Linked DNA regions of Homo sapiens: all the other regions are linked to region 2. A link is a contact called in ENCODE Hi-C or POLR2A ChIA-PET data. All regions are on one chromosome and are shown on one strand. The core of a region is the stretch at or near the end of the contact, and the rest is flanking DNA. Distances in the headings are between cores, read along the strand shown. Region 1 overlaps KLHL29 (kelch like family member 29). Region 2 overlaps KLHL29 (kelch like family member 29). Region 3 overlaps KLHL29 (kelch like family member 29).

The links. A loop is a pair of places that touch in the nucleus more often than their neighbours do. ChIA-PET counts read pairs that join two places held with the same protein, here RNA polymerase II (POLR2A). Pooled maps may share reads with other maps.
Region 1: a map of endothelial cell of umbilical vein shows a loop between it and region 2 (2.5-fold over the local background). The contact joins two enhancer-like sites. A Hi-C loop is called at or near these places in 4 of 168 maps with a recorded cell type or tissue (cardiac septum, endothelial cell of umbilical vein, naive thymus-derived CD4-positive, alpha-beta T cell and 1 more) and 7 of 50 pooled maps.
Region 3: a loop to region 2 is called in a pooled map, with 2.1 times the contacts of the local background. The contact joins two enhancer-like sites. A Hi-C loop is called at or near these places in 2 of 168 maps with a recorded cell type or tissue (posterior vena cava and transverse colon) and 3 of 50 pooled maps. POLR2A ChIA-PET finds 5 or more read pairs at or near these places in 3 of 52 experiments (AG04449, H1 and OCI-LY7).

Annotation. Positions count from the first base shown.
Region 1 is chr2:23,544,277-23,548,004 of GRCh38, forward strand. The region is part of intron 2 of KLHL29 (kelch like family member 29); the gene reads left to right. Among named protein-coding and RNA genes, the nearest start is that of LINC02923, 160 kb to the left of the region's middle. RefSeq lists an enhancer at 989-1,490. Within about 2 kb of position 1,529, at least 4 of the 41 ENCODE cell types and tissues checked have a DNase peak (open chromatin) inside an H3K27ac peak, as active enhancers do.
Region 2 is chr2:23,495,210-23,498,903 of GRCh38, forward strand. The region is part of intron 2 of KLHL29 (kelch like family member 29); the gene reads left to right. Among named protein-coding and RNA genes, the nearest start is that of LINC02923, 110 kb to the left of the region's middle. RefSeq lists an enhancer at 2,063-2,746. Within about 2 kb of position 1,967, at least 4 of the 41 ENCODE cell types and tissues checked have a DNase peak (open chromatin) inside an H3K27ac peak, as active enhancers do.
Region 3 is chr2:23,451,999-23,455,370 of GRCh38, forward strand. The region is part of intron 1 of KLHL29 (kelch like family member 29); the gene reads left to right. All of the region lies in intron 1 of LOC124907741 (a long non-coding RNA gene), which reads right to left. Among named protein-coding and RNA genes, the nearest start is that of LINC02923, 66 kb to the left of the region's middle. RefSeq lists enhancers at 392-491, 1,034-1,535, 1,112-1,171, 1,536-2,035. Within about 2 kb of position 1,298, at least 6 of the 41 ENCODE cell types and tissues checked have a DNase peak (open chromatin) inside an H3K27ac peak, as active enhancers do.

The DNA.
Region 1 (3,728 bases), core at 279-2,778, 49 kb after region 2:
GCCTGGGCCAAGATACAGCATTGAACCGAGCTGGCAGGTGGAGACTGTGGTGCCTGAGAGCAGGTCTCCGGGGCTGCGCTGCCTGGGCGTGAATCCTCCTCTGCCACTTTCTAGCTGGGAGACTTTGGGCCAATTGCTTGAGCTTTCTGTGCCTCAGTTTCCTAATCTGGAAGATGGAGATAGCCATCGGAACAGCTGCCTCACAGAATTGTTATGTAGATTAAATGAGTCTGTGTTTAGAAGCACTGCCCTTAGGGAACTCACACTCCAGAGAGGGGACACACAGAAATCTAAGTAAGTAAACTATATAGGCCAAGAGAAGGCAATGAGAGTGAGCGGGAAAGAAAGCAGAGAAAGAAGTTGCCATTTTACAATAGGATGGGCAGAGAAGGCCTCACTGAGAAGGCAACATTTGAGAAGAGGCTGGAAGGCAATAAGAACGCTGGCCGTGTGGATAGTGGGGAGGATGGGCCCGGCACAGGGAGCAGTGTGTGCAAAGGTCCTGAGGTAGAATGGGGCCTAAAGTGATGGAGCCGCTGCAAGGAGGCCAGCATGTTGGAACAGAGGGGCAGGGGGAGACCAAACAAGAGAGGGGAGTGAGCACCAGGGCCTCATGGGTCTTAAGAAGAAGGCCTTTGGCTTTTTCTTAGGGTAGGATGGGAGCCATTGCAGGGACTTGGGAGAGATGATCTGGCTTGTGTTTTAACAGGATCACTCTGGCTGCTGGGTGGAGAATACTCTGAATGAGGGTGAGGAAGGAAGGAAGGAGACGTGTTTAGGAGGCTGTGGCAGAAATCCAGCTGAGAGATGACAGAGGCCCAGGCCAGGGTGGACGTGGGAAGAAGTGGTTGGTGTTAGGAGGAAACACAGCTGCCAGCCGAGGAGGCTGAATGTATAAGAAGCATTTGTGAGTGAGAGACGAAAGGTCTGCAGGCCAGGGCTGGTCATGAGTCCAGGAAAAGATAGAGAAAGAAGAGCACTGGCTTCAGAGTCGGGCACAAGAGCCTCCTTCCAAGCACCACCACTTCCCCCAAGTGGCCTTGAGCAAGCCACCGCATCACTGAGCCTCAGTTTCCCCTTCTATAAAGTGGAGGCAGTGCTATGACACACGCAGTTTAAGTGACTTGCAGAGTAGCAGGCATGCTGTCGGTGCTCCGTAAATGCTCCCTGCTTCCCCTTTCTGCTGCCTGTTTGCAGCTGGGTAAGGAAGGCTTGGCGTCCTCGGGGTGGGGTGTCCCCAGGCCAGGAGGCTGACACCCGCAGAGCTCAGGGGTGTGGAGAGAGATGCAGGCACCACCTCGTGGTAAGCGAAAGGGGGTGCTGGCATCTCCATCTCTGATTTCATAGTGAAATTTGCCAGGCACTTCCTCTAGGCAGGAGGCCCTGGAGTATGGGGTGATTAGGCCCCGGCTACACTGCTCCTGGGGACGAGTCATTTCCTTTGTAGCCAGGGAGTGGGTGCCAGCCCAGTCCTCTTCTCGGGCGTGAAAAATACTGAGTTCCTTTTATTCTAGCCCCTGAAGGCCATCCTGATGGTGCCAGGTTGGCATCTGACACCAGAGTCCCCCCAGCCTCAGGTGGGGAACACAGCTTTCTCTGGACTCCCTTCCTCCCGCCTCATCCAAGGCCAGTCCTCTGCAGACCCCTTTGTTGAGCCCCAGACAGTGGGTGTCAGCCCTGCTCTGTGTGCCGCTGCAGGGCCAGCCCTCTGTAAATGGACTGCCTGTGCCTACAGACCGGGTTGGGCTGAGCCAAGAGCAGATGGTGTCTCCCTCCCTCTCCCAGGGCCTGCTGCAGCTGAGATCTGGCCTGCAGACAGCTCTCCAGACCCTCTCAGGGGCCCTGACCCCATCATCCCCATTGTCCTTAGGGTGCCCACTCCCTTGCCTGAGGCTGGGCTCTGTGCAGCCACACATGTGACTGTGGGCAGGGAATGTGACTGATGGGTGTGAGTAGGGCTTCCACCCAGGCAACTGGCAGGGGTGGCCAATGCAGTGTGTTTTCAGAGCTTAGTATGTCATCAGATACAGGGGACCCTGCAGAATGAGGGCTAGAAAAGATTGGGGCCAAGGGATGAGGCAGCAGAGTGACCTGGAATCATCAGGAAGACTTCATGGAGGAGGCAAGAGCTGAGCTGGAGGAGGAGTGAATCATTTATATCAAGATGTGAAATAAAGCTATTCCTGTTGTTTTGGGGCCTCAGGTGAGGCCCCAGGCTGTGCATGAAAGGTATCCGGCACCCCCACATTAGAAAGAGGAGCTAGACAGCCCCAGGGCCCGTCTCTACTCCCATGAGAAAAGCTTTGGGCTGACTATAGGGAGCAGCGATCCTAGAAGAGAGCTGGCCTAGGAGGGAAACTGAGGCTTCTCCCCCTCTCCCGGGGAGGAGCTCCCCACTCTACCAGCCCCTCAACCAGTACTCTGTGGGAGCTGCTGCTACCCCAAGACTGGGGTACCCCAAGCACTTAGAAGGATGTGACCTGTGTTCCTTGGAATTTGGGGGACACCAAGGCTGTGCCTGAATCTTACCAGGAAGTGTCCAGATGCAAAAGGCTCCCGGGGATATCTGGAACATGCAGTGGAGAGCGAGGGTTGTGCTGGTGGCAGTAGGACCAGAGTTGGTCATCAAGGGAGAGTTATGGTTGTGAGTCCAGAGTGGACACTGCACAGGGAGACAGACTTGAGCCATCTGGGAAGACCCTGCCCAGGAGGACAGCCTGCCAGGGTGTGAACCATCAGAGCCGCCTGAGGGAGCATTTCCAGCAGAGCACACACCCTCGTGGAGCTCCCGCAGAGAACCCACCACAGTGCCACAGCGGAAGGAGGGCCGGCACCGGGTCTCTGCACACGGAGGCTGTCTCTGCCCGTTTACATCACTCTGCTCACACCTTGCCCTTGTGCTCCCAGCCCCGCTCCCTGGCCACTCTGGGGAGGCTGAAGCAGCAGTTAGTGAGAAGGAGGCAAAACCAGAGAAGGGCGATGCTGCCATTCTCATTACCCGATTCCGAGCCTGGGTCCGGCCAGAGCTGGGGCAGAGGGGAGAGGCTGTGGACCAGATATGATAAGAGTTCTGATGAAAGATTGGACTGGGCTTTGGAGAGACCAAGAATGTGATCATGTTTAGGATTGACCTAGCCATTTACTAGCTTTGTGGCCCCACAGGTCACTTAAACCTTTACGTTAATTAAACCCCTCCCTGCCTCAGTTCAATTAAAGTACCTGGGGATTAAAAGAGCTGGTGCATGCACAGCCCTTGGTACGGTAGCCAGCACACAGTAAGTGCCCAGAAAGTGTTCGCTTTCCGTAGTAGAAGTGGTAGCAGTAGCAATAGTTGTGACAGCAGCAGTAGTACTTCTACCGATAGACATCGTGCCCAAAAGTGACCACCCCTCCCGCCTCCCCCGAGAAAAACCCCAAATGCTATTTGGGCCTAACAGAGTGCATGTGAAAAGAAGTAGCGGGAGGAAAAGATACTTGTTTGCTACTTACATCCTGCTGAGTTCAGCCTCAGAAACCAGTTACATGGCCATCATTTCACAGGCTCTGTAGTGAGAAGACAGCAGTGCTGGATGAGGCCAGGAGCAGCAATCTCTGCAGTCTAGGTGGTCCAGGAAGGCTTCCAGGAGGAGGTGAAGGCACAGAGTAAGGCCACCAGCAATACAGAGGTGGCGCTATGCCACTGGGAAAAGAGAGTGGTCTGAGGCCTGTGTGCGTGGCCACATCCTTCT
Region 2 (3,694 bases), core at 717-3,216:
ATGGTAAAAGATGTGAGGGCCTGCAGGAGGTGGTCCCTGTAGTGACGTTCTAGGAGGTGCCTCTGTGGGCTGTCAGGCAGGTGGCAGGGAAGTCAATGGAGCCCCCCAATCCTGGTGCCCATGCCATGCTTTTTGGTGAGGTGGGTCCAGGTCATTGCCCCTACCTGGCTCTGGGACACATGATAATTTTGCAGCAGAGGTGTTGAGGTTGTGTCTTCTGATGTTTGGCTGGACATTCCCATTTGTTTTCATGAATGTCTGAAATGTCATCTCACTTAAACCAGTACAATACTCTTTATCTTCTGCCCTGGGTGGCAGTGGGTATAACAGTCAACCCTGCCATGTCCCCTGGGACTCGGGACATTCTCCCAGCCCCCATTGGTCCCAGCTTCTCTCCAGGACATCACAGAGGAGCTTTGGGGTCAAGCCTGCACCGTACCCACCTCCACTGTACCCACAGCTCCAGCGAGAGTGACGGCCCCTCCTGGCATCGTGTCAGGGCCAGGGCTCCGGGGGTTGACACCCCAGAACAGGCTCCGGCTCATGGCTGTGGACGCCTACCTTGTTGGCACTGGGAGAGTCTAATCCCGCCACGACTGTAGCACGCGCATGTGTTTGAAAACCTCCTTGGCAGGCAGGACCTCCTAATTTTTTCCACTTCTTGTGATTAGCGTTGCAGACTAATCCTAGCACCAGACTCAACACCAGCTGTTCTTCCCCCACTGCTTGTTTTTACTTACGAACCAAATCCTGGAGTTGCTGCCGAATTGGCCAGCGCCGCTCTGCTCCTCCCTCAGCCCGAGCTGCAGCCAGTCACCTATGGCATGACCTCAGATGAACTGTCTTTTCAACATGGCCACCCGTGTGTCCTTCACAGTGCCCGGACGGCACTGCTCAGTCTCAGGGGGCACGAGAGGGGCTCACTGGGTTCCAAAGAGGACTCCGGCTTACCCGCTGCAGCAGTGGGATATCAGCTGTTCCTGGAGCCAAACTGATCTTAGAAATTTGGTTTTGCATCCTTAGACACGAGACAGCCCTGGATACCACTTATAATTTTTTATGTAATATGGTATTTTCAGAATAAGATATGTAACATTTAGATAAGTTGTATGACAACAATGAAATGAACACACATGATCCATCCCACCTCTGAACTTAAGAGCTGAAACATCACCAGACTATTGAAACTGCCTGTTTTCCTGCTCCATTCATTCCAGGTCCTCTTAAATTTGGAAAGGGGTATGCAGAAAGAGCACAGCCCTGGTACCTCCTCCCTCTCCCCCATCCTGCTCCCACCGGAAAGATATGTTTTCCCCCAAAAAGGGTACCCCGCCAGTGTGCAGCAGCAGCACCCCCTCTAACCTTCAGCGGGGCCAGCGGTGGAGGGAGGGGAGGCAGTGCAGCCTGGGCAGGAAGCAAGGCCTCAGTGGCCTCCAGATTTGCAAGAGGGGCCAGAGCTGCCCTAGGGGGCCCAGGGACCACCGCTGTCTCTGCTTTGGAAATTTCTCTGGCATGCTTCCTCTTCCCCTGACTTCTGTGGCAATGCTTGGGGGAAAGTTATTTACTGAATGCAGACCCAGGGACTCAGACTTCTGCATCCATACATACCATCCATTTGCATTTCTGTGAGAGTCTCTCACATACCTGGAAGGCCCTAAAAACAAATCAGGGAGTGTGGCATATGGGACATTTGCCCTCCAAACACTGCAGCGTCAAGAAGAATTGCAATTGTCAGAAATATCATATTCCTGTCAAAAGCGCATGAAATCAATTCTGTAAATTGAGAAACATAAGTCACAGTTATATTTGTTCTGCAACCATATAAGAATCACGAGTTTCTCCTAGGGTAGGAAAAAAAAAAAAAACTATGAGCCCTTTAGAATGACTTAATGTCCAATCATAGCCACCTTTACCAGGCAGTGCTGTTTCTGTTGGCATGAGATTTCTGACTGCCTTCAGTCGGTGGGTATTTCCGCTGGGTTGGTTGCTTTCTTGGCAACTGCGATTACTTGAAAACGGGATGAAAGTAAGTGACTCCTTTTTTGTTTTCCTCCTTGGCAATCTCTCTGTGGTTTTGTGGCTGCCCATGTGGTTCTCTTTCCTTCCTCTGTCCCTCCATGACTAGAGCACCACAGCAGGGAGCCGAGGGTTTCCTGGGGTTGGGCAGTCACTCAGCCCCTCCCTCTAGCAGTGCACGTGCTCTGGAGTTCCACATACCTGGACCCTGTTACCCCGTTTTAGTTGCACAGGACTGCTGGGGGAGACGGTGCAATAATCATTTGGTCAAGATGAGCCAAGCCTCCTTTGGGCCGAGCACGGAGATCACAGAAATGGACTCCAACTCACCTCCACCCAGAGAGGCAGGGCCAAGCCTAAAAGTTTTGTAGGGATTTAGGGAAGGGAGGGAGCAAAGGGCTGGGAGAGCCAGGGAAGGTTCATTAGCCCAGGAGCATCTTTCCCTGCCTCCTAAAGGAATATAGCCTTAAGCTCTTTGGAGGAGAGGGGAATATTCCAGCTGGGCCAAGAGAGAGGGTGGCCTGAGGCTGGTGCGTGCATGTGACCTGAGGGGCACTGAGCTGTGAGCTGGAGGTGTCGAGTGGGCCTCAGCACTGAAGTCAGGGGAAACCAACCGTATGGATGCCGTTCTGAAAGACAGCCTGTATTACAGGAGCACCGGGTAGAAAGTATTCAAGGAGACAGAGATCTGTCTGGAACTACGGGAAGGGCTGACTCAAGATTTCTGGCCAGAATCCTAGGATTTTTCTTTTTTAATTTAAGGTGTGCAGCACAATGTTTTGATAAACTTATAGATAGTGAAATGGTTATTATAGTTAAGTGACTTAACATATCCATCATCTCACCTAGTTACCCTTTTCTGTGTGTGAAAAAAGCACCAAAATCTACTCTTAGCAAACTTCCAGCATACAATATAATATTATCCTATACACTGACAGTGAACACCATCCTATTCATATATTGGGCAGGGTAGGTTTGTTTGTTTTGGATGTAGAACTCATCACCAGGAAAGCAGGCAAGAATTCCCCGAAAATCAAGAAGTCTGAGATATGAGCAGCAGTAAATCTGTTTTCTCTGAAGTGCCAGTGTAGACTCCATTCTGCTGTCTCTACCTTGGCCTCCATACCGAGTGGGCTGGAGGCTGCGGCACCAGTGAGGTGCCCTGACATCCAGCTGGCTGTGACAAATCAGAACAAACACCCGATCAGGCAGGAGACTACTACCTGGGGGCCTCGCCCTGCCCTCCCTGCCAAGCAGGGAGCTCCAGGCCTTTGGGGCCAAAGGAAGCCCCTCTGCTGAGGCTCAGGAAGGTTTTCGGGGTTGGGGAGCAGACTGGAAGAACTTAGTCCTGCCCTGACCAACACCCAGCTTTCTCAGCGCCTTCGTTAGGACATTTAGGAAGGTCGGGGCTTCCTTCCACACTGAGAATTCTGCAGTAATGCAGATGTCCTATACTGTGCTGGCAAGTGCTGTTGAACACTTAGAATGTGGCACGTGTGACTGGGGAACTGAATTGTGAATTCTATTTAAGCTAAATTAATGTTAATTGAAATAGTCACATTGACGAGTAGCTACCATATTGGACAGTGTAACCTTAGAAGATTCAAGGCAGAACCTGGGTGAGGCCGCCCCTATGCCTCCCAAGACTGGGCGACCTGTCACTGTGTCTCTTTCCATT
Region 3 (3,372 bases), core at 48-2,547, 44 kb before region 2:
GGGAGGTGCCACTCTTATTTTTATTTTTTCTTGAAATAGGTCTTGCATTTTCACCCAGTCTAGAGTGCAGTGGTGCGATCACATCTCATTCAAGCCCCAATCTCCTGCCCTCAGTTGATCCTCCCACCTCAGCCTCTTGAATAGCTGGGACCACAAGCATGTCCCACCGTGCCCAGAAAAAAAAATTTTTTTCTTTTTTTTTTTTTAGAGATGGGGTCTCACTGTGTTGTCCAGGCTGGTCTCCAGTTCCTGAGCCCAAGTCATCCTCCAACCGCAGTCTCCCAAAGTGCTAGGATTACAGGTGTGAGCCATCATGCCTTACTGTCACAGCCAGCAGTCTCATGAACTGAGTAAGAACTCACTCATCACCAAGGGGATGGTGCCGAGCCATTCACAAGGGATCCTCCAGGGTCCAATGCCTCCCACCAAGCCCCACCTCCAACATTGGGGATCTCATTTCAACATGAGATTTGGAGGGGTCACACATCCAAACCGTGTCAGATGGGAAGCTGAGAAAAGTGACATCTGCCTCTGAAATAGTTCTGGGAACGTCACTGGAGGGTGACTGCCAGGTTCACTCATGCCATCAGCCCCGCCTTTGTGTCCTCAGTAATTTTTACTCTGAGCATAATCACAGCCCTCGTTGAGAGGAGCCACTGTCCCTGTTGGTCTTCTTTCTAGAAGTATCTCTTATATACTGATATACAGCAGTGCATTTACATTGTTAACTGTAAAAATGACACCAACACATTTAGAAAGGCCACCAGATAAAATAAAGAAAAATGTATCCCTCAACGCTGACATACTTACTGGCTTGCTTTTGGAACGTTCTTCTTTCTGTCTTCAGGTGCTAGAACTTTAGGAGAGTAAGTGGGCTCTGTTGAGGGACTCTGAAGACTGGTCACCCCCCCGCCCACACACACACACACATCCCCCAGCACTTGAGCTGCGCTTCCACATAACCACTTCCTTTATGCTGGGACTGTGGTTTCTTTGTGTGTTTTTATGTCTTTTCCATGTCTGGGTCTGGGTTTGCCTCCCCTGAGAGACCGTAAACTTCTAAAGAACAAGAACTGTGTTGTCTCCTTTTATAGGAGTGTATGTTTCATTAAAAAAAAAAAAAGTAAAAGTAAATTTTAAAAAACGTTTCTTGTCTATGCCTACGATGTTCTTATTGACTTGAGGGTTTAGACAGTGTCTCTGAAAATTCTCTGGCAAACACTCCCTGGCCCCACCATAAACAGCTGGTTGATGTAACCACACCGTAGCTCAGTCACCACGTCACAGGAGCTGTGTCTTCTTCTGCCCGGGAACTACCTGTCCTGTGTGACAGAAAAATGCAGCGGTTGCCAGCCAAGGGCCCACAGGCAGGATTCCCCTGAAGCTGTGGGACTTTGCTAACAATGCATCTCCCACATTGAGGCTTTTCAGAAATGCGATTGAAAATAGAAGTGTGGGTGCAGCATTTTCCTTCCTGCCACATGGGAATTCTGGGGAAAGAGCTCACCTTGAAGGAACAACCTTGCTGGGAGTGCAGTGGGGGGACCTTTCCCCTGGAGCCGGAGCCCCTGCTGGGTTCTGGCAGCCCCAGGATGCCCACTGAGCTCTGCTTCTCTGGGCACCCTGAGAAATGGACGGCAGCGGCCCTGACTCCGGGCTAAGGCAGGGCTTCAATTAAGCCAGAGAAACACGATTTATTATCAGCATGTTTTCAGTTCCAAGCCGTGCTTTGAAAAGGTCACCTTATATGAATATTTAGAAAAAGCAAGATCATAAAATAAGAGGGACTTGGTATTTTGTTTTGTATTTTTTTTTTAGAAGAAAATTCGGGCTCACTGGTAACTTACAATGGGCAAACTCTAGCACTTTTTATTTAACCTGCATTTACCCTTTAAAAATGGGGAGGAGGTTTTAGAACTGCATTTGAGGAGACTTTCTGTGTCCAGGGGATTTTACAGCGTTTGAAACCAGGGCAGTGAGCCTTACACCCGGGACCCAAGGTCCGCTTGCTGACTAAATGCCCATTAAAACAGCAAATGAGGAGGCCAGGTCTGCTTTGAAGAGCCTAGCCTAATTGTGTTGTATTTGTGTCAGCTGATGGCTACTTTTTTCATTAGGGACTTTTAACCTGTGGGTCATCTTTTGAAATACACATTCGATTGAGTCAGTTCTTCCTTTAAGACCTCAATTGGCTCTCCTTGCCCGAGGAGAAAGCTGGGCCCCTGACCCTCCCGCCCCGGCCCCTTGAGATCTGGACACAGCCTTGCCTCAGAACTCAGCCTGTCACCTCCCCTCCCCTCCTGTCACGTCCTGTGTCCCATTCCAGTCCCATAGTGAGGGGACTTAGTGGATTATATTGTAGGATGAGCTTAGTTAAAGATTAAACGAGTATGTTTATTCTTTATTTCACAGAGTAATTGTTTTAAAACGAATTTTATTTTTATGCTTAGTAGGATGGATTTTATTTAAACCCCCAGGCAGACTCCATTTAAATCTGTCTATAAATTGTATAGTCTTGATGTTTTTGTATAACTTTGATATACATTCTTTACAAAATCCCGGTTTTATTTTTACAAGATGAAGATTATACATTTTAAAGCAGTTATTTCGTCAGCTTTTTCTGTCTCCTTGTATAATCATATCAGAGGACTGAATAATGATTTCGTTATTTCATTTGCACAGTCTCTCGTGACTGCTAAGCACTCTGCTTGTAGTTCCTGTTTTTTGCTATTCCTCTGTTCTTGCGTTTTTTTCTGCAATCTCTCCCCGCCTTGCCCAGATCTCTTCCTCAATGATTTTTTTTTAAATTTTGTACAACAAATATTCCTCGGTGCCTCCTGCCCACCAGACACTATGCCAGGTGCCAAGTGTAGAATGCAGATTAAACAGCCAGGTTGTCTACCCCTTGGCACTTGGCATGGAATTCCGTGGCGCCTTTCCATTAAAGAGGGCTAAGGGCTGTCAGCTGAATTTGACAACTCGTAGAAACAGGAACAGTGGGTTGGGGGGGGGGCATTTATTTCTCTCGCATCTGCAGCCTCTGTGCAATCAGTTTGTCATCTCTGAAGACAAATTTATTGTGAATTAAATAAGATCACCCTTTGATGTCTCTTGAATGTGGCCTCTTCTCAGGCCTGGCTCCTTCTGGTAGAGCTGTTGTCTTTAGTTGCTGACATTATCAATAACAAAATCTTGGCCCACCCATAAAATTGTCCCACTTCCATAATCCTTGACCTCTTGTGACTGATTAGTAAAGCTCTGTAAAAAGGTTACCTGAAAATATATTTTATAAATACCGTGTATTATGATTCAGAGTTACACCTCGTGCCTAAAATATGTTCTTCAACTTTAACCTATTTTAAGTTGAAATAG